Regions from separate parts of the Homo sapiens genome. Here region 2 is linked to region 1. Evidence: read pairs that join two places in POLR2A ChIA-PET (ENCODE). Cell type or tissue: OCI-LY7. All regions are shown on one strand. Links, peaks and the distances in the headings refer to the core of each region. The heading gives the core; the rest is flanking DNA.

Evidence for each region. Peaks named below come from ENCODE experiments on the same cell type or tissue, not always from the same donor. Only the 100,000 strongest peaks of a DNase experiment are listed, where the experiment ranks them.
Region 2: POLR2A ChIA-PET joins it to region 1 with 11 read pairs; 2 of 35 experiments call an interaction of 5 or more read pairs at or near these places.

What each region holds. Positions count from the first base shown.
Region 1 is chr9:16,962,600-16,972,974 of GRCh38, reverse strand. No RefSeq gene overlaps it. Among named protein-coding and RNA genes, the nearest start is that of BNC2, 97 kb to the right of the region's middle. In OCI-LY7, for the core only: no CTCF peak of the experiment used is centred there; no DNase peak of the experiment used is centred there.
Region 2 is chr9:17,016,418-17,026,792 of GRCh38, reverse strand. It overlaps LOC124902126 (a long non-coding RNA gene), which reads left to right and starts at 7,179. Exons shown (of 3, transcript XR_007061426.1): 1 at 7,179-7,268; 2 at 8,356-8,515. LOC105375983 (a long non-coding RNA gene) reads right to left here. Exons shown (of 3, transcript XR_001746628.1): 2 at 6,477-6,551. In OCI-LY7, for the core only: no CTCF peak of the experiment used is centred there; no DNase peak of the experiment used is centred there.

The DNA of each region.
Region 1 (10,375 bases), core at 1,521-9,520:
CCATGATGATGGTGGTTGTATTAGTCCGTTTTCATACTGCTATAAAGAACTCCCTGAGACTGGGTAATTTATAAAGGAAGAGATTTAATTGACTTACAGTTCAGCATGGCTGGGGAGGCCTCAGGAAACTTACAATCATGGTGGAAGGCAAAGAGGAAGCAAGGCACCTTTTTCACAAGGCAGCAGGAAGGAGAAGTGCCAAATGAAGGGGGAAGAGCCCCTTATAAAACCATCAGATCTCGGCTGGGCACGGTGGCTCAAGCCTGTAAACCCAGCACTTTGAAGGCTGAAGTGGGTGGATCACGAGGTAAGGAGTTCGAGACCAGTCTGACCAACATAGTGAAACCCTGTCTCTACTAAAAATACAAAAAAAAAATTAGCCAGGCTTGGTAGCGCGTGCCTGTAATCCTAGCTACTCAGGAGGCTGAGGCAGGAGAATCGCTTGAACATGGGAGGCAGAGGTTGCAGTGAGCCAAGATCATGCCACTGCACCCCAGCCTGGGGGACAGAGCAAGACTCTGTCTCAAAAAAAAAACAAAAAAAAACAAAAACCATCAGATCTCATGAGAACTCACTCATTATCACGAGAACAGCATGGGGGAAATCACTTCCATGATCCAATTACTTACACCTAGTCTCTCCCTTGACATGTGGGGATTATGGGTGTATTAGTCCGTTTTCACACTGCTGATAAAGACACGCTCAAGACTGGGAAGAAAAAGAGGTTTAATTGGACTTACAGTCCCACATGGCTGAGGAGGCCTCAGAATCATGGCTGGAGGCAAAAGGCACTTCTTACATGGTGGTGGCAAAAGAATATGAGAAAGAAGCAAAAGTAGAAACTCCTGATAAACCCATCGGATCTCATGAGACTTACTCGCTATCATGAGACTAGCACAGGAAAGACTGGCTCTATGATTCAATTACCTCGCCCTGGGTCCCTCCCACAACATGTGGGAATTCTGGGAGATATAATTCAAGTTGCGATTAGGGCAGGGACACAGCCAAACCATATCAATGAGGATTACAATTCAAGATGAGATTTGGGTGGGGACACAAAGCCTAACCATATCAGTGGTGATAATGGTAGTCATCATGATCATATTAAACATGGTAACAGAGCTTGAATTGAGATAAAACCACCTGAGTCTCTAGCTTTGTGTCTTGAGCAAATTAGCCGTCTAAAGTCTCAATTTACACACCTGTAAAAAAGAGTAATAACAATAATACTTGTCTCACAGGGCAGCTTTGAGAATTCAAAAGGAAGGTATATGAAAAGCATTTTATTTTAATTTTTATTATTTTTATTTTTTTACTGAGGGTCTTGGTCTGTTGGCCAGGCTGGAGTGCAGTGTTGCAATCATGGCTCACTCCAGTCTCAACCTCCTCGGTTCAAGCTACCCTTGCACCCCAGTCTCCCAAGTGGCTGGGACCACAGGCATGTGCCATTATGGTGGGCTGATTTTTTTTTTTTTAGAGATGGGGTCTTTCTGTGCTGCCCAGGCTGGCCTCGAATTCCTGAACTCAAGCAATCCTCCCACCTCAGCCTCCCAAAGTGCTGGGATTAAGGGTGTGAGCCACTAGGCCTGGCCTGAAAAGCATTTTATAAACTGTGAAGTGTGATACAGTGGTTACTTCTTATTGTTGTAGTATCTTGGCCAATAGTTCAAAGACAGGATAAAAATTGCTCTCAAATTAGAAATAAAAGCAATAATAAATGAGTTTGATTTTGGACAAGGGTACTAAGTAATAAGTATTTAAAATAACCTTCAATCTGTTTTAGTCATAAACTGGTCTCATCTTCATACCTGAGAACTCAGAAAAAAGGCAATAAAATCACCCTATCTAGAGGAGAAAAGATGACTGAGTTTACTCCCAAAGGTTCAGGGCACTATTAAAGAAACCTTGACAAAGAGAAAGAATGAGAAATTGAAAATAGGAAGGTGACACAGGAGAGAATAGAATATAGAGACAAAGGCCAGGTATTCTTTGGCAGGTGAGATTTTTCACGGAGTGCTCAGCCTCAGAAAGGATCCAGAAAAGGGGATAAATCACAGTTATCATTTCCTTTTCAGTATTCTCTGGCTCCAACTTCAACAGGCACTTGCAGTAGAGACAAGGGAGTTTTGTGTACCAAAGAAACAGGGCTGAGACTTGCTTACACCCCAGTCAGTAATGGGTGCTAGTTAATGTGTCTGCCTATTCTTGACAATGTCCCTAAACATAACTGTAAAAACAGCACAAAGTACAATTAAGATGTATAATAATTATACATCCAGTATTATGCATCTGGTATTTTACCTCTTACAACTCTACACTAAGGCATTAATAAAACTTTTAGCCAAGAATGATTAAGAAAATATCTCCATCCCTGGATTGGTATGAGTTTCTGTTTGGTCATCCTGGTTCCAAGTAGTTCAGCAATTCTGTGTCTCAAAATGCTCCAAGTCACACATGGATTTGGTTATTTCCTTATAACATAGTAGAGTCATGAGTTACTGCAAATTCTCTGACGAACATTGCTAGAAGTTCTTTTTTTTTTTGAAATGGAGTTTTGCTCTTGTTGCCCAACCTGGAGTGGAGTGGTGCCATCTCAGCTCACTGCAACCTCCGCCTCTTGGGATCAAGTGATTCTCCTGCCTCAGGCCTCCCGAGTAGCTTGGATTACAGGCGCTCCCACTATGCCTAGCTAATTTTTTGTGTTTTTAGTAGAGACAGGGTTTCATCATGTTGGCCAGGTTGGTCTCGAACTCCTAACCTCAGGTGATCCGCCCACCTCAGCCTCCCAAAGTGCAGGGATTACAGGAGTGAGCCACTGTGCCTGGCCAGAAGTTCATATTTCTAAAAATAAACTTTGTGCATGGTGGCTCACCCCTGTAATTCCAACACTTTGGGAGGCTGAGGGGGGCAGATCACTTGAGGCCAGGATTTCGAGACTAGCCTGGCCAACATGGTGAAAGCCTGTCTCTACTAAAAATACAAAAATCAGCTGGGTGTGGTGGTGCAGGCCTGTAGTCCCAGCTACCCGGGAGGCTGAGGCATGGGAATTGCTTGAACCTGGGAGGCAGAGGTTGCAGTGAGCCAAGATTACATGTGGGTGATAGAGTTGAGACTCTGTCCCAAAAAAAAAAAAGAAAAAACCTTATAAATTATAAATTTTATTTCTGTTCTGATTTGCAAAGCTGGAGATTTATCTAAATCTAGAAGTTGGGATTATGTAAATTGAACGGATTATATGGAATATGCATCCTACACATCCTGAAAACCCAACTGATCTTGGCTGAATAAAGGTTTATTGATGCTCAGCTTTTTTAGGAAAGAAAGAAACAACCTCTGTGTGAGAATCAATATCAGACAATCTTTGCCCATTAATCAAAAACCAATGATTCTATGGTTATTTCTGAGCTGCATTTCTACTCCCACTAGGGGTTTGCTTTTTAATCACTTCATGCCCATTTCAACGTAGGCGACATGAGCAGAGAGATGCAATGCTGCTTCCAGCACTATTAATGAGTTAAATATTTGATTCTGAGATCTGTGAATCACACTTTGTCCCCTTGCTCATCTAGCTCTGTTCATTTTAGTCTATTTGTTAGTGTACATGTTGAGCTGCTGAGCTAAAGACATCCCAATTTACAATGACTGAAACAAGAAAGATGTTTGTTCCTCTCTTAAATAACAGTCCAGAGGTAGGTGGGCAGCCTACTCGTGGCTAGTAGGTGGCCATGACATCCTCAACTTCTGACTCCTACCTATGGGTCCAAAGTGGTTGCCGCAGTTCTCCCCATCTCACAGCTAGGAAAGATCTAATTATTTTAAAGACAAGACTTGGAAGTAGCTCCCATCACTCCTTCAATCCCATTGGCCAGAATGTAGTCTCACTCAGCTGGAGGGGAGGTACCTAAATGTGGAGCTGGGAACTCACCCGTGTGACCAGTTGATATTCTATTGTTATGGAAGTAGGAGAGAATGGACATGGAAAAATAACAGAAGTCTGCTACACTAGGTATACTAGAATGGAGCTTCTCAAACTTTAATGTGCATGTAAATTACCTGGGGACCTTGCTGAAATGCAGCTTCTGATACAATAGGCCTGGAGTGGGATCTAAGACAAGCTTTTCCAACAAGCATCCAGATGCTGCCAATGCTACTGGTCTGTGGACCACACTTTGAGCAGCAAGGAACTAGTAGACTCTCTTGATTGCAAGAAACAGATTTCATTAGACCGCCTTACGTATCACTTACTGTTAGGAAGGTTGCAAATAATCAAGGCAAATCTAGATGTCTCAGCTCTCTCTTGACCATACAGTCTCTATTTCCCTTTGCATGAATCTTCCATTTTTCTTTCATCCCAAGCTAGAAAATTCTCACCATATTTTCTGGTCCAAAATCTGACAGAAATACTAGCAACTAGCTACTTCAGTGAGACAGGGACCTCCCTCAACAAAGTGCTATGATTTTATGGGTCACCTGGCAGTCCGCAAATGAGATAAACTTTGGTTCAGTCAATAATCACATAAACATGAACAGCCTGACTTGGCTTCCCTTAGCAACAAGCAGTAGATGATGCAGCTTAAGCTACAGGGGAAGCTGTAAAGAAAACCGTATATAGTTTCAGCCGGGCACAGTGGCTCACGCCTGTAATCCCAGCACTTTGGGAGGCCGAGGCGGGCGGATCACAAGGTCAGGAGATCAAGACCATCCTGGCTAACACGGTGAAACCCCATCTCTACTAAAAATACAAAAAATTGGCCGGGCATTGTGGCGGGCGCCTGCAGTCCCAGCTACTCAGGGGGCTGAGGCAGGAGAATGGTGTGAACCTGGGAGGCAAAGCTTGCAGTGAGCCGAGATGGCGCCACTGCACTCCAGCCTGGGCGAGAGAGCGATACTCTGTCTCTTAAAAAAAAAAAAAAAAAAAAGGAAAAGAAAACCATGTATACTTTCATTGTTTGGATATTATAGTGAAGCATAGGAACTTAACACTTTGTGGATGAAAAACAAAAATAGCAAAGCAATACAGATTTATATTCTGATATGATGGCAAATAAAATTACTAAATTTAGTTTTCTACTCGTAGAAGTAATAGATGCCTTTGGAAGGCCAAGGCGGGCAGATCACAAGTTCAAGAGATTGAGACCATCCTAGCCAATATGGTGAAACCCCAGCTCCACTAAAATACAAAAAATTAGCTGAGAGTGGTGGCACGAACCTACATTCCCAGCTACTCAGGAGGCTGAGGCAGGAGAATTGCTTGAACCCGGGAGGGAGAGGTTGCAGTGAGCCAAGATCATGCCACTGCACTCCAGCCTGGCAACAGATCGAGACTCCATCTCAAAAAAAAAAAAAAAAAAAAAAAAAAGAAGTAATAGATCCCTGTTGTTTATACACAAAGGCATAAGGAAATAGAGTCCAGAAATAAACCACGTACATACACAATCAATTGATCTTTGACAAGGGTACCAAGAGTATACACCTAGGAAAAGGACAGTCTCTTCAACAAATGGTACTGAGAAAAGTGGATATCCACATGTAAAAGGATGAAATTGGACTTACTCCATACACAAAAATCAACTCAAAATGGATTAAAGACTTAAAACCTGAATCTATGAAACTCCTAGAAGAAAACAGAAGAAAAGCTTCAAGACACCAGTCTTGACAATGATTTTATAAATATGACGTGAAAAGCCTAAGCTTATCACCTCGCCCTTGTTAGGATGGTTATTATAATTTTTTTAAAAAAGACAAAGGACAGGCTGGGGATGGTGGCTTACCCTTGTAATCACAGCACTTTAGGAGGCTGAGGCAGGAGGATTGCTTGAGCTCAGGAGTTTAAGACCAGCCTGGGCAATATAGTGAGACCTTGTCTCTACAAAAAACAACAAAAAAAAAATTAGCCAGGCATAGTGGTGTGCGCCTGTGGACCCAGTTATTCAGGAGGCTAAGGTGGGAGGATAGCATGAGCCCAGGAGGTTGGGGCTGCAGCGAGCTTTGATGGGACCACTGCACTCCAGCCTGCACAACAGAGCAAGACCTTGTCTCACACAAACAAACAAAAAAAACAAACGACAAGTGTTGGCAAGGATGTAGAGAAATTGGAACCCTTGCACACTGTTGGTAGGAATGCAAAGTAGTGCAGCTGCTATGGAAGATGGTATGGTAGTTTCTCAAAAAATTAAAAATAGAACTACTGTGTAATCCAGCAATCCCCCTTCTGTGTATATACCCAAAAGAATTGAAATCAGGATCTTGAAGAGACATTAGCACCCTCATGTTCATTGCAGCACTGTTCACAATGGCTAAAGTGTAGAAACAACCTAAATGTCCATCAGCAGGTGGATGGTTTTAAAAATGTAGTATATATAGGCCAGGTGCAGTGGCTCACGCCTGTAATCCCAGCACTTTGGGAGGCCGAGGTGGGCGGATCACGAGGTCAGGAGATCGAGACCATCTTGGGTAACACGGTGAAACCCCGTCTCTACTAAAAATACAAAATAATTAGCCGGGCGTGGTGGCAGGCACCTGTAGTCCCAGCTACTCAGGAGGCTGAGGCAGGAGAATGGCGTGAACCTCGGAGGCAGAGCTTGCAGTGAGCCAAGATCGTGCCACTGCACTCCAGCCTGGGGGACAGAGCGAGACTCCATCTCAAAAAAAAAAAAAAAAAAAAAAAAAGGAGCATATATGAACAATGGAATACTATTCAGTCTTAAAAAAGAAGGAAATTCGGCCAGGCGCGCAGTGGCTCACACCTGTAATCCAAGCACTTTGGAAGGCCGAGGCGGAAGGACTGCCTGAGCTCAGGAGTTGGAGACCAGCCTGGGCAACATGGCGAAACCCCATCTCTACTAGAATACAAAAAATCAGCCAGGGTTGGCGGTGTGCGCCTGTAGTCCTAGCTACTCGGGGGGCTGAGGCAGGAGAATCGCTTGAACCTCGGAGGTGGAGGTTGCAGTGAGCTGAGATGGCACCACTGCACTCCAGCCTGGGCAACAGAGCAAGATTCCGTCTCCAAAAAAAAAAGAAGGAAATTCTACAATGTGCAACAACATTGATAGACCTTGAGGACATTATGCTAAGCAAAGTAAGTCAGAAACAGAAAGACAAATACTGCCTGATTCCACTTACATGAGGTATCTGAAATAGTGAAATTCAGAAAATCAAAGACTGAAATGGTAGTTACTAGGGGATGGGGCACTGGGAAATGGAGAGTTATTAATTAACACCCATCAAGTTTCAGTTAAGTAAGCTCTAGAGATCTGCTGTACAACACCATACCTATGGTCAATAATAATATATTGTACACTTAAAATTTGTTAAGAAGGTAGATCTCCTATTTAATGTTCTAACCACAATAAAATAAAAGATTAATTTAAAAAAATTGTTTAAGAAAATAGGCTGGGCGCGGTGGCTCACGCCTATAATCCCAGCACTCAGGTGGATCACCTGAGGTCAGGAGTTCGAGACCAGCCTGACCAACATAGGTAAACCCCGTCTCTACTAAACATAAAAAATTAGCTGGGCATGGTGGTGCATGCCTGTAATCTCAGCTACTCGGGAGGCTGAGGTGGGAGAATCGCTTGAACCTGGGAGGCAGAGGTTGCAGTGAGCCGAGATCGCACCACTGCACTTCAGCCTGGGCAACAGAGTGAGACTCTGTCTCAAAAAAAAAAAAAAAAAAAGAGAAAAGAAAAAGAAAAGAAACTCATAATTTTAACTTCAGTTAATGCACACTATTTTTAAATTAACTTTAAAATGTGGATAACATAAGCAATACCAAGTCATAGAAAGAAAGAAAGAATTTAAACAGAAAAGGCACACTGTTCATACTTTATATAACTAATCATGCTTTTTGTCTTTAATCTCAATATTTTCTTCTTGTTTAATGCCACATTAGGACAACTTTTGTACTTAACTATGGCCAATTGCTTGGTCCGATTCTTTTCTGATTCTCAGATAGTCATACTCTACTAGAGCTCATCTTCCTTCTGGAGAACTCCCGTCTCCATGGAAGGCCTCCTTTTTGTTTTGTGAGTTCTGTCTTACCTGTGCTGTCCAAGAAGGAAGTATATCATGCTAGTGCATGATTAGATGCAGCTGTTTTGGTTTTTGGTTTTTGTTTTTTGTTTGTTTGTTTGTTTGTCTTGAGAAGGAGTCTCGCTCTATCACCCAGGCTGGAATGCGGTGGCACAATCTCGGCTCACTGCAAGCTCCACCTCCCGGGTTCACGCCATTCTCCTGCCTCAGCCTCCTGATTAGCTGGGACTACGGGCGCCCGCCACCACGCCCGGCTAATTTTTTGTATTTTTTAGTAGAGACGGGGTTTCACCGTATTAGCCAGGATGGTCTCGGTCTCCTGGCCTCGCGATCTGCCTGCCTCGGCCTCTCAGAGTGCTGGGATTACAGGCGTGAGCCACCGTGCCCGGCCTAGATGCAGCTGTTTTTAATTAACCCCTCAGCTCTCCTCCAGAAGAATGACTCAGTATGACTTGGCGAACTGATGGTTTCTAAGGAGTCATACATATTTACAACATACCAATATGTTTAATAAAGTTAACCCATCTTACACTGTAACCCATGTTACAGTGCAACATGAAACCAATGCCTCCATCCTACTCATGAAATCCAATTCAAGTGACTAATCAGGTGGGAATGCTACTTTGCAGTGAGTGGAGGCCTCACAGTGGGAATTCAGAGCTCTGACGGACTTATTTTTCTCTTTTGAGCGAGAGTCAGGCGAGGGCTGAGCAAGACCTGAATGGGCTCCTTGGGACCATGGTGGCATATGTGGAAAGGGCACCTCTTACACATGGCTGTGTTGTGAAGCTGAAGGACAGAAAATTGGATGGGTGGTGGCTGGTCGAAACGAGAGTACGCATATTAGAGGACCAGGCTGAACACAGGAGTCAAGCCGCAGAAGCCAAGGCAGGGCCAGGAAGGGAAGAAGGCCAGACGATGTGAAAAGTGAAATGAACCAGAGGCAGCTGGAAGAAAGTCCGAGGATGAAAATTTGCCCACACCTCCCCTCCCGACTGGGGTCCTTTTAAAATATTTCTCCTGACAACTTGAAAAAGTATAGAAGATTAATAGAAAGGGGATGGGGAAACAGGTGGAATCTAAATGAGTCTCTTCCTTGAAGCAAAGATGCCAGGCCAATGCCAGGTAAGTAAGCACTGGGAATTACTATGTTGGCATAAATGAGCCAGTTTCCATGATTTCAAGGCTCACCTGGCCTGAGTATGGAAATTGTTCTTTATTTGCTCATACTGAAAATGTTGACTGAATAGAAGCAAAGTAGTACAAATATAAATTAAACATACTCCTTACTTAAACAAATTTACAAGAAGAAAACAAACAATCCCATAAAAAAGTGGGCAAAGAACATGAACAGACACTTTTCAAAAGAAGACATACATGTGGCCAACAATCATATGGAAAAAAGCTCAATAGCACTGACCATTAGAGAAATGCAAATCAAAACTACAAGATGCCATCTTACACCAGTCAGGATGGCTATAATTAAAAAGTCAAAACATAACAGTTGCTAGCGAGGTTGTGGAGAAAAAGGAATGCTTACACATTGTTGGTGGGAGTGTAAATTAGTTCAACCATTGTGGAAGACAGTGTGGTGATTCCCCAAGAATCTAAAACCAGAAATACCATTTCACCCAGTAATCCCATTACTTGGTATATAACCAAAGGAATATAAATCCTTCTATTATAAAGTCATATGCACACAAATGCTCATTACAGCACTTCTCACAATAGCAAAAACATGGAATCAAGCTAAATGCCCATCAGTGATAGACTGAATAAAGAAAATGTGATATATACACCCCATGGAATACTATGCAGCCATAAAAAGGAATGAGATCACGTCCTTTGCAGGAATGTGGATGGAGCTCGAGGCCATTATCCTGAGCAAACTAACACAGGAACAGAAAACCAAATACCACATGTTCTCACTTATAAGTGGGAGCTAAATGATGAGAACACATGGACACATAGAGGGGAACAACACACACTGGGGTCTATTGGAGTGTGGAGGGTGGGAGGAGGGAGAGGATAAGGAAAAATCACTAACGGGTACTAGGCTTATACCTGGGTGATGAAATAATCTATACAACAAACTCCCATGACATAAGTTTACTTACGTAACAAACCTGCCCTTGTACCCCTGAACTTAATAAAAGTTTAAAAAAAAAAAAGGCCGGGCACGGCGGCTCACGCCTGTAATCCCAGCACTTTGGGAGGCCGAGGCGGGCAGATCACGAGGTCAGGAGATCGAGATCATCCTGGCTAACACGAGGAAACCCCATCTCTACTAAAAATACAAAAAATTAGCCAGGCGTGGTGGCGGACGTCTGTGGTCCCAGCTACT
Region 2 (10,375 bases), core at 946-8,945, 54 kb before region 1:
GATTAGACACAATATCCCAGAATTAGATAATATCAAGACATTATAATTTCAAAAAACTTTCTTTTACTATAGCCCTTGTTCAGAAAATCCTTCTGGTGAGCATGCCCACATTTTCTTGCCATAGGAAGTGACAGGCAGTTCTGAAGGAGCCTCACTGAGGGCCTCCTGGCCACTCCCTGCCCCACGCTGTCACAGCCTACCCTGGGGAAACACTTTTTGTGAAGCCATCCTTCCTATGTCTGTCCACGATGACACCTCCAGACTTGGAATAAAAGACAAAAGGTGCCTTTCACTCTTCTCTCTGGTGAGCCAAGGTCCTTTGGTGGATTATTTCACATCAAGTCTCTCATTCGAGTCACATTAAAGAGATCAGAGTATGAAGAAAATCCCACATCTGTGAACCGTTTGAAGTAATTTCCTTGTTTTTCCTATGATTAGAGCACCAGACTATACAAATCAATCTGAACTCAAAATCCTGATTATTTTCATTTTATATTTTCAATTTATTATTTTTGAGCCATGTGCCCTTTAAGAATTTTGGCTGAACAGCTCCCATTCTCACACTAATTCACTTTTACCAGAAATATCTACTCAACACTTACTATGTTCCAGGCACTGTTCTAACCACTGGTAATATAATAATTGACAATACAGACATGATCCCTTCCTCTTGAGGTTTTCCACTTAGAAAATAAAAATTGACAGAAAGTGAAAAATAGTAACAGACTATAAACTTTTGAAGCAAACACAGTTATCACACAGTGCAAATGATGGAAGATGGAAGTACACGAAGCCTAAGAGATTTTTTTACTGTAAGTTTCTCATGGTTAGTATAGAAATATAACACTAAATTTCCTAATTTTAAATATGGACACCAGTGTTTCAAAAGCTCTAAATCAACTACTAACATTACAAACAGTCCAAGTTATGGTCTAAATTTCCTAACCTAATATTGGTGTTTGGGGTTTTAATTTTCTGAACCAATTTTTTATATAAAAGCAAACACAGGATGAATTTGTGTACAAATGAGATCGGGGTTAATACAAAAATATAGTAGAGATCTTATAAATATTAGATTATATACTGATGTAAAAACTTAGTATACCAGAAGGGTAAAAATTTAAAATGTTATTAATGAATTTTAAAATCTACATAATAAAAAATCATACCCCATTGCACACAAGGATAAATTGACTAATTCCTTCCATCTTGAGGTATGAGCATTGCATTACTGACCATTTTAAAATAAGAATTCATGCCTTACATAATTGAAACCTGATCTTTTTTCTTCTTCTCAGGCACTGTACCTACTTACAGATGTCCTTTGTGTGGCAATAATATTTATATTAGTTGAGACAGACTACACCATAGTTTTCAAATGAATTTTCTTTTTGCTTTGGGAGTTGTCCATGTTGGTTTTGAGAAACTCCCTATTTTTGAAGGTCAAGGAGTTAAAAAACACTAAGGCAAAATAAAAATGTTGAATGGTTTTCTGTGTTATTCTAATTATTCTTACCTTGGAAAAAGTGACATTGTAAGATAATATTTATCAACCAGTCTTCTTGAGAGTTAATGATAATTATTACAACAATTGACACTTATTACATGCTAAACATGTGCCCAGTACTCTTTTATGAGCTTTGGGTGCATGGTCACATTTATCCTCCTAATAGTCTAAAAGGAAGGTAATCATATAATCCCCATTTCACAGATGAGTAACCCGAGACAAAGAAAGGTAAAATAAATTTCCCAAGGACATTGATTAGTAAGGAGTAAAGCTATAATATGAAACCAGGCAATTTGACACCAACGTCTACACTCTTTCCTCCTTTTCTAATCAACATGGAGAAAAGTGCACAAATCATAAGTGTGGGGCTAAGTTAATTTTCATAAATTTCATAAAGTAAGCCCACTTGGCACCCAGATCAAGAAATGGAGCATGACAGCCCCCAGAACCTCCATTTGTGCCCCTGCTAGTTTTTATCCCCTCCCAGAAAAAAAGTCCTATCCTGACTCCTAACACCACAGGTTAATTTCATTTTTTTAATAAATTGAATTATACAGTATTTTTTCTTTTGGGTCTGGCTTCTTTTACTCAACATTATGATTATAAAAGTTAACCTGCCATGTGTAAAGAATTAGCCATGTTATTGTTAGTGTTGTATAGTATTGTAATATATGACTAGACTACAGTTCATTCTACTGTTGAGGTAAATTTGAGTAGCTTCCAGTTTGGGGCTATGAAAAATAATTCTACCATAAAGATTCTTATTCATGTATTTTGGTGCACATATGTACATTTCTCTGTTGAGCATATTACATATGTCTCAAAGTATAATTGCTGGGTCATAGGGCATGTGTATGTTCATGTTATTAGAAAACATCAAATTGTTTTCAAAGTGTTTATACAAATTTACACTTTGACTAGCAGCATATGAGAGGTCCAGTTATTTCACATCCTCGCCAACACTTGGTATTGTTTGCCTTTTTATTTTTGGCCTTTCTGCTGGATGCATAATAATATTGTGATTTAGATTTACATCTCTCTGATAACCAGCAACGTTAAGAAAATCACTTTCTTTTGTTTTTAAGACAGGGTCTCACTCTGTCACCAGGGCTAAATGCAGTGGTGCAATCATGGCTCACTGCAGCCTTGACCTCCCAGGCACAAGCAATCCTCCCACCTCAGCCTCCCAGACACAAGCAATCCTCCCACCTCAGCCTCCCAAGGAGCTGACCTCCCAGGCACAAGCAATCCTCCCACCTTACCAACCTACAGGCATGCACCACCATGCCCAGCTAATTTTTGTGTTTTTTTTGTGGAGACAGGGTCTCACTGTGTTGCCCAGGCTGGTCTCGAACTCCTAGACACAAGTGATCCTCCCGCCCTCGGCCTCCCAAAATGCTGGGATTATAGGCATGAGCCACCGCACTGGGCCTTGTTTTAATCTTTTGCCCATTTTTCTTTCTGTTTTTTTTTTTTTTCTTTTGAGACGGAGTCTCGCTCTGTCACCCAGGCTGAAGTGCAATGGCATGATCTCGGCTCACTGCAAGCTCCACCTCCTGGGTTCACGCCATTCTCCCACCTCAGCCTCTCGAGTAGCTGGGACTACAGGCACCCACTGCTACACCCATCTAATTTTGTTTTTGTATATTTAGTAGAGACGGGGTTTCACTGTGCTAGCCAGGATGGTCTCGATCTCCTGACCTCGTGATCTGCCCACCTCGGCCTCCCAAAGTGCTGGGATTACAGGCGTGAGCCACTGTGCCCAGCCTCTTTTGCCCATTTTTCTACTGGGTTGTTCATCTTTTGCTGAGTTTTAAAAGTCTTTATATATCCTAAATAAATCGTTTGTCACAAATCCTTTATTAGAAAATATGTATCCTGGCTGGGCATGGTGGCTCATGCCTGTAATCCCAGCACTTTGGGAGGCTGAGGCAGATGGATCACCTGAGGTCAGGAGTTCAAGACCAGCCTGGCCAACATGGTGAAACTCCGTCTCTACTAAAAATACAAAAAATTAGCTGGGCATGGTGGTGCGCACCTGTAATCCCAGCTACTCAGGAGGCTGACGCAGGAGAATCGCTTGAACTCGGGCGGCAGAGTTTGCAGTGAGCTGAGATCACACCACTGCACTCCAGCCTAGGCAACAAGAGCGAAACTCCATCTCAAAAAAAAAAAAAAAAAAAGAAAATATATATCTCAAATAATCCTTTGCCGTAATTATCATTTATTACTCTCTTTTGCCTTTTCGCTTCTGTAAAGGTGTCCTGATGAACAAAAGTGATTATATTCTTAACTACCACACTACGCTGTTTCAATCCTGGAAAATGATCATAATTTTTAGTGTCATTATAATAATGGATATCTTAGGAAACCTATTTAATTGACATTTCAAAGTTGTGTTTATCCAGAGTGGCCTAATAAGCTATGATTGATTATCTATAACTGAACAGCTTGTCTTTAATGATCAAACTGAATTTTATATCACATAGTTTATGAACAATTCTGGTTTTTTTTTCTTCATGATAAAGATACAAACATAATCTCACCTAGGAAAACCTTTCCTCAAGAATCATGCTGTTCCAATGACCCCTTTATGAAGAAAAAATAGAGATGAAATTTTTTAATAAAAAAATTTAAATTACTTTTCAAATGAGTTTCACCACGACTTTTTTGGCAGGTAGATAAGCAAATTGAGTAGTTTTCTAAATCAACCTGCTGATAACGGTCCCTTAGACAATATAATTGGTCCGGCTAATTGTGTTCTCATATTGTTCAAATGGCTTATTCCTGATATTTTCTACCTGGAAATAAATGGCTTAACTTCATTTTTTGGGTTTGAGCAATGAGGCATCTATGTTCCCCACGTTTGCTTGGTTTTACGTTTTTTAAAACTTTTATTCCTCTGGGTGTTTGTTTCCTAAAGCTTCTAGAAGAAGTGTCATATTTCAGTTGATTCATTTGACAGTAGAGATGGTAACACACATAAAAATTTATTTCCAAAAATGTGATTTGTTAAAGCAAGTGACACTTATTGAAAATTGGAAATAATGGCATATTTGGAAACGTGTCTTCCTTATGTTTTCTGGTTCAGTGGGCTCCATGTTCTTATCTAGAATTGCTTTATAGAGTGGAGCTCCTTTAATTATTACAGCAATGCTCATTTTCTGCTTGTACTTGTCAAGCAGATGCTACCTCCCATAATAGATAAACTCTGAAATCTCAATGGCTTAACACAACAGAAGTTTATGTTGGTAGTTTTACATGTTTGAATGGATAGGGGATTCTTTCTGTTCCACAGAATCCATCAAAGACTTGAGTTTTATAGAATCTTTGCTGCCTTTAACAGATGATATCTGAAGTTGCCCGAATCTAGTCAGCAGATGGAGTAGAGAAACAGTGGAGAAGCCAGTGGGAGATTTTATGGGTCAGGCCCAAGAGATGTAATTCATTTCCACCTACATTCCATTGGCCTGAACTTACTCTCATAGCTCCACCTATGAGCAAGAAAGGCTGGGAAATTAGGTTCCTGTAATAATTCTGTACCATGGATACCATGGACAGGGAGCCTGAACATTTAATGTATAGCTAGTCATTCACCATTTTCACCATTACCAGGCAATACAGAAAGTTAGGACTAGAAGGCAAAAAGGAGCATTTTGTGGAGTTGAAACTCTGCCATTACAAAGGGATTCAGCCTTCTGATGCAATGCCTTGCAATCCCCTCTGTCTAAACCCTACCATGGCTTGTTTGTTCCTGTCAGGTTTTAATCTCAGACATCTAATGAATTTCACTTCCTGAATTTACTTAACCAGAGATTCCTACCTACTATTTTCCCCAGGAACAGCCCCTGGTCATGTCTTCTGGTCACTTCCATTCCAGGACAGGTATCCACCTCTCTTCCAGCTTTCCGATTCACCCCCGTTCTTGTCCCCCAAACACTGACAATCCCCATCAGCCAATCCTGCACTGTGGCCCAGATGGGGCAATACGTTTCACTGGGCCCATTACATTTCTCTCTTGCTAATGTACCAGTTCTAGTTCACTTTATTTTCCAGACAGCAGTTCAGAAGAGTAGAGTTTCTCTTTAAGCAGCTAATGAAGGCTTAGCACTTTAGACATAATTTTTCCCTTAAAATAATATCTCAGCCAACTTATAATAGACATTTTTGCCTTTAGCAATATTTTTCAAGGGCTGATTCCTAAACCAACATTACAGAAGAGTCTCTAATTTTACCTTACCTTTAGCAGGCAGTTCTTTCAGTTAACTGGGATGACGAGAATCTAAAATAACTCTAGGTTGGGCTATGTGGCTCACACCTGTAATCCCAGCCCTTTGGGAGGTGGAGGTGGGTGGATCGCTTAAGCCCAGGAGTTTGAGATTAGCCTGGACAACATGGCAAAACCCTGTATTCACACACAAAAATACATTAGCTGGGTGTGGTGGTGTGCACCTGTAGTCCTAGATATTCGGGAGACTGAGGTGGAAGGATCACTTGAGCCAGGGAGGTCAAGGCTGCAGTGAGCTATCATTGCGCTACTGCACTCCAGCCTGGGTGACAGAGTGAGACACTGTCTCAAAAATAAATAAATTAATTAATTAAAAATAAAATAACTCTAAGCAGTATCATATGCTACATTAGGCAGATTCACCTGTATCACCAACCTTGTGTCCAGTCTAACTAACTACATCCATATACTGCTCTCACTTGGAAGCCACGGATTTTCACATCTAGAGACTTAACTTTTGCCTCAGCGATAAATGTATAAAGTGTAACTCTAAAGCAAGGGTCAATAATCTACAGGCCATGCCCAAATCAAGCCTGCTGCCTTTGTGCATAAATAAAGTTTTATTGGAACACAGCCATGCCCGTTTATGTATGGATTGTATGTAGCTGCTATAGCTTTACAATGGCAGAGTTGAGGGGTTGCAACAGAGACTGTGTGAGTCTCAAGGCTTAAAATACTCACTATCTGGCTCTTTACAGAAAAAGTTTGTTGATTCTTGCTCTAAAGCAGAGAGACAGCTTCCTATGGAGGTGATATCTGAAAAGGATTTTGAAAAATAAGAAACATTTTACTCATAAGGGTTAGGGAAGATGCAAAGAAAATGTTTTTATTAAAAAGAATAAACATTTGAAACATAGTGATATGTGTGAGAACAACAGTCTGCTGTGTTTTCCCAGAGTATAAAACCCAAGAAGAAGATTGATGAGAGATGAACAGCACAGACAGACAGGGAGAGGCCACATCAAAAAGACCTGTATATACTTCATGCTAAGCAAGATGGATCCCCCACCCCCCACCATAGTTCAGTATTTCTCAGAGTATTTCCAATCAATGTTAATAAAGTTTATGGGAAAAAAAGAAAAAGAAAAGGTGCCCCATGGTTAAAACTGCCTGCAAAGTATTGGGTTTTAATTACTTTCAACAAATTGTTGAAACATTTATCATTCAATAAGTTGTTGTGGGACTTCTCAGAGACTTTAAAATGCATATCTCCATTGGAAACCTCTAAGAAAAGGAATGCAACCTGTAGAGTTCCCAACTTATCTGACTACACATCCTTCTTTGGCTAATTACTTCACATGCTTTTCACAGAACTTGTATTCACTAAAGCACTTTGGGAAATTATGATAATAGTCAGCCAGTGGAAAGATTTAGACAGAGAGATATGACCAGACTTGTGTTTTAGAAGAATGGCTTTGGCAGCTGTATGAGCAAAGGGCTTTCAGGAAGGAAGAACAAATGCAGGGAGACAAGGTAAGAAGCTGCTGCAATAGTCCAGGTAAGAGGTTATGGAGAATAATGTATCATTTCCCAAAACTTATTTGCATAGCATATTTGTTGTTAAAAAAAAAAAAAGTAATAGACTTATCTTATCTAAGAGGCTTCCTAGCTGGAGTGAAAGTTGCCTCTGGATCAAGATCTTCCTGTTTGGAAGAACCACCAAAGTCTGCAGCTTAGCTTGCCTTGGGTCTCACTCCCAGCCACTCCCTAAATCTGGACTTGACATCAGTTTCCAGCTTTTAGTTCTTGCCGATCACCTGGTTTATCAAAGCTTGCAGGGTCTGTGACTTGCCGCTTTGTTTTTCTATTACAGCATTTATAGCTTCCTGGAGTCTGCTTTGAGCAACTGCTTTCCCTTGCCTTACCTTCCAATACTCAAGCTCTTCAGCAACCTCACTGAGGCTGCCTGCCTGCAGGTTGGTTCATTAAGGTGATTTTGTACACCTAACCACTTTCTGAGTTTCATACCCCTGTTTGCTGAGAACGGTGACCCACTGGCCCATGCTGGGGCTCCCCTCTGATTTCCCCGACCGGAGCACTTCCTTAGACCTGTCTGCTCTCCTTTTTCTAGCTTCTACACCAGGTTTTACCATGTGTAAAATTCCACCTCCTAATAACTGGCTGCTCCTTTCTGCCTGGAACCTCTCATGTTGCTGCAACTGTGACTGAGCCAAAAATTTGACAACAAAGACAAAAATCAAACTCTACCTGATTCTTTTTTTCAGGGGATTTCCAAGACTTCTTTATGCCTCCTCAGGCTTCCTCTGGGCTGAGTGATTCAGCTTTTCTCTAAACTTTTGCCCAAGAATAGATTTAGAGATCAACCATCCTGAGGATGACTGCACCCACACTTAACTCTCTCCTTCTCTCTACCCACCTTTAAGGGATGCTACAGAAAGTATGATTTAAGGTATCTCACAGAACCAGGCCAGGCCAGAATCTGATTCTCCTCCAGTCATGGTCATTATGGCTCCTGTTTCATTTCCGTCATGTGGCTTAAAGGCACTCCCCATCACAGGGCCATTCAGCCTTGTCCATTTAACCTTGTTATTCCATGCAGAGCACATGCTGTCCCAGGAGAGGTCCAGTTGGGAGGGGCTGGAGAGGTGCTAAGCCAAGAGGATCCAGGGAGAGCAGAGGCAGCTCAACAAGAAGGGGTGTTAAGGGCCTTGCTCAGAAGAAGGCTGGCTCCGAGGAGCACAGAGCGGTTTGGCTGGAAGGTAATGAACACTCTTTGTCCGGCAGCGTCTCCCAGATCCCGCTGCTGGGCTCTGCAGAGCTGGAGCTGGTATGTTTCAGCCGCATGCCCTCCTCACTACCCCTGCAGTCCCTGGCTGTGGTCTGGTCCTTTGCCGGGCCAAACTATGTGATCTCTTTTGGTGAGCTGGCAGCCACACGCTATGAGCTGGACTGAACAGTATATGTCCCTGTTCCCTTGACTCATTATTTTACAACTAAACAATCAGCACATTTCTGTGAAAGCCGGTCTCCTCTTCTGAATTCTGAACCGCTATTCATTCAGGAACACATTTTAAGCTTTTTCATCCTAATGAATGTCAGATTACACGTTCAGGAAAAGAAAAAGGATGGCTCTGTAAAGGAACCGTTAGTTACGTCTAAGTGATAAAAGATGTGAATGCACTCTCAAAGTACTTATTCTTAATTATTCCACTTCTGAGAGACTTATTTGACTGACCCAAGCCAGCTCTAGAAACATTTGAAGCCTCATGTTTCCGTCTGGCCTGGAGGACGCTGAGCTTACAGAATTCCAAGCCAACGCAGAGACTTTTCTTTAGAATTGAGATGAGGAGCGTGGTGTTTATTTATTTATTTTTTTTTTCGTTTTTGGGTATTTTGTTTTTTTTTTCCTACAGACTTGTGTTTCAGGAAAAAATAATCAGTGTCAGGCAATTGTTTTCAGGGAGTGTGGTCTTCTGTTTATGTTTTTAAAACTTCAGGTAAGAAGAGTAGACCAATCTCTGAAAAGGAAATCATGGTTGATAGAAACCACGTTGAAGGGAAGGGCTACTCTGTTTCTCTGAGTTCTTCTGACAGGTCTCACTTACTAGTCTCATGTATGTATGTACATCTGACATGAGTATAGGTAGAAAAATGCAGTAAATACATCCTCCTAAAGTTCTGACCAACCTGGAAACAACATTTTCCTCCTTATCAGTCTTTCACCTAAAAATTTATTGTATTGTAGAAGACGTGAATCAGATCAAACTCATGATTTTTGAGTTTCAAAAATTTGTGAGTGGGTTTTTAAGTTTTACATTATTTCAAGCAGGGTAGAAATCAGAATTTCCAAGGTCAAGGTTTAAAAAATACCATGAAAACTTCGGGTAAGAAGAGTAGGCTAATCTCTAAAAAGGAAATCACAGTTGATAGAAAACCATGTTAAAGTTTAATTCTCTAAAGTTCCTTTCAAGATGGGACATTTAGGTAACATTTATACTGCATTTTGGCAGGTTCTGGGATACTTGTATGTATGTACTCAAACTAATAATAATGATTTTTCGAAAGAGGGAGGGAGGGAGGCAGGCAGGGCAGGCAGGCAAGACACCTAAGTATAAAGGGGTCCCTGGAGAACCTCCAACCGGCCTGTGCATGGGAAGAACAGGGTGGAGCCATGGAAGTTCATGCTGTTTGCAGGGGGAAGGAGCCTGGTCCCTCCTGTTCCTGTGTGGGAACCTGGGATTCAATCTGTGAGATGATGTCCTGTTAACAGGAACCCCTCTCTCACTTTGCTGCATGCTTTTCCTTTTTCCTTTTTGCCCAATAAATTCCATCCCCCTCACCCTTCAAAGCGTTTGTGAGCCTAATCTTTGCTGGTTGTGTGACAAGAACCCAGATTTTCCTACAACAAAGGGAGGGAGGGAAGGAAAGGATGAGAAACTTCGCAGGGAAAGTGGGATAAGCAGCCAGAAAAGGATTTTTAAAATAATACTCATGGTTCTCCATTCCCCAAGTCTCTAAGCCGAATGATGGATAATGAGAGCAAAGGAGGAAGGACGTTCAGAAGGTGATCATTGATCTCCCAGAGAGTAAAGAATTCAAATATTGTTTCTTTTCCTCGC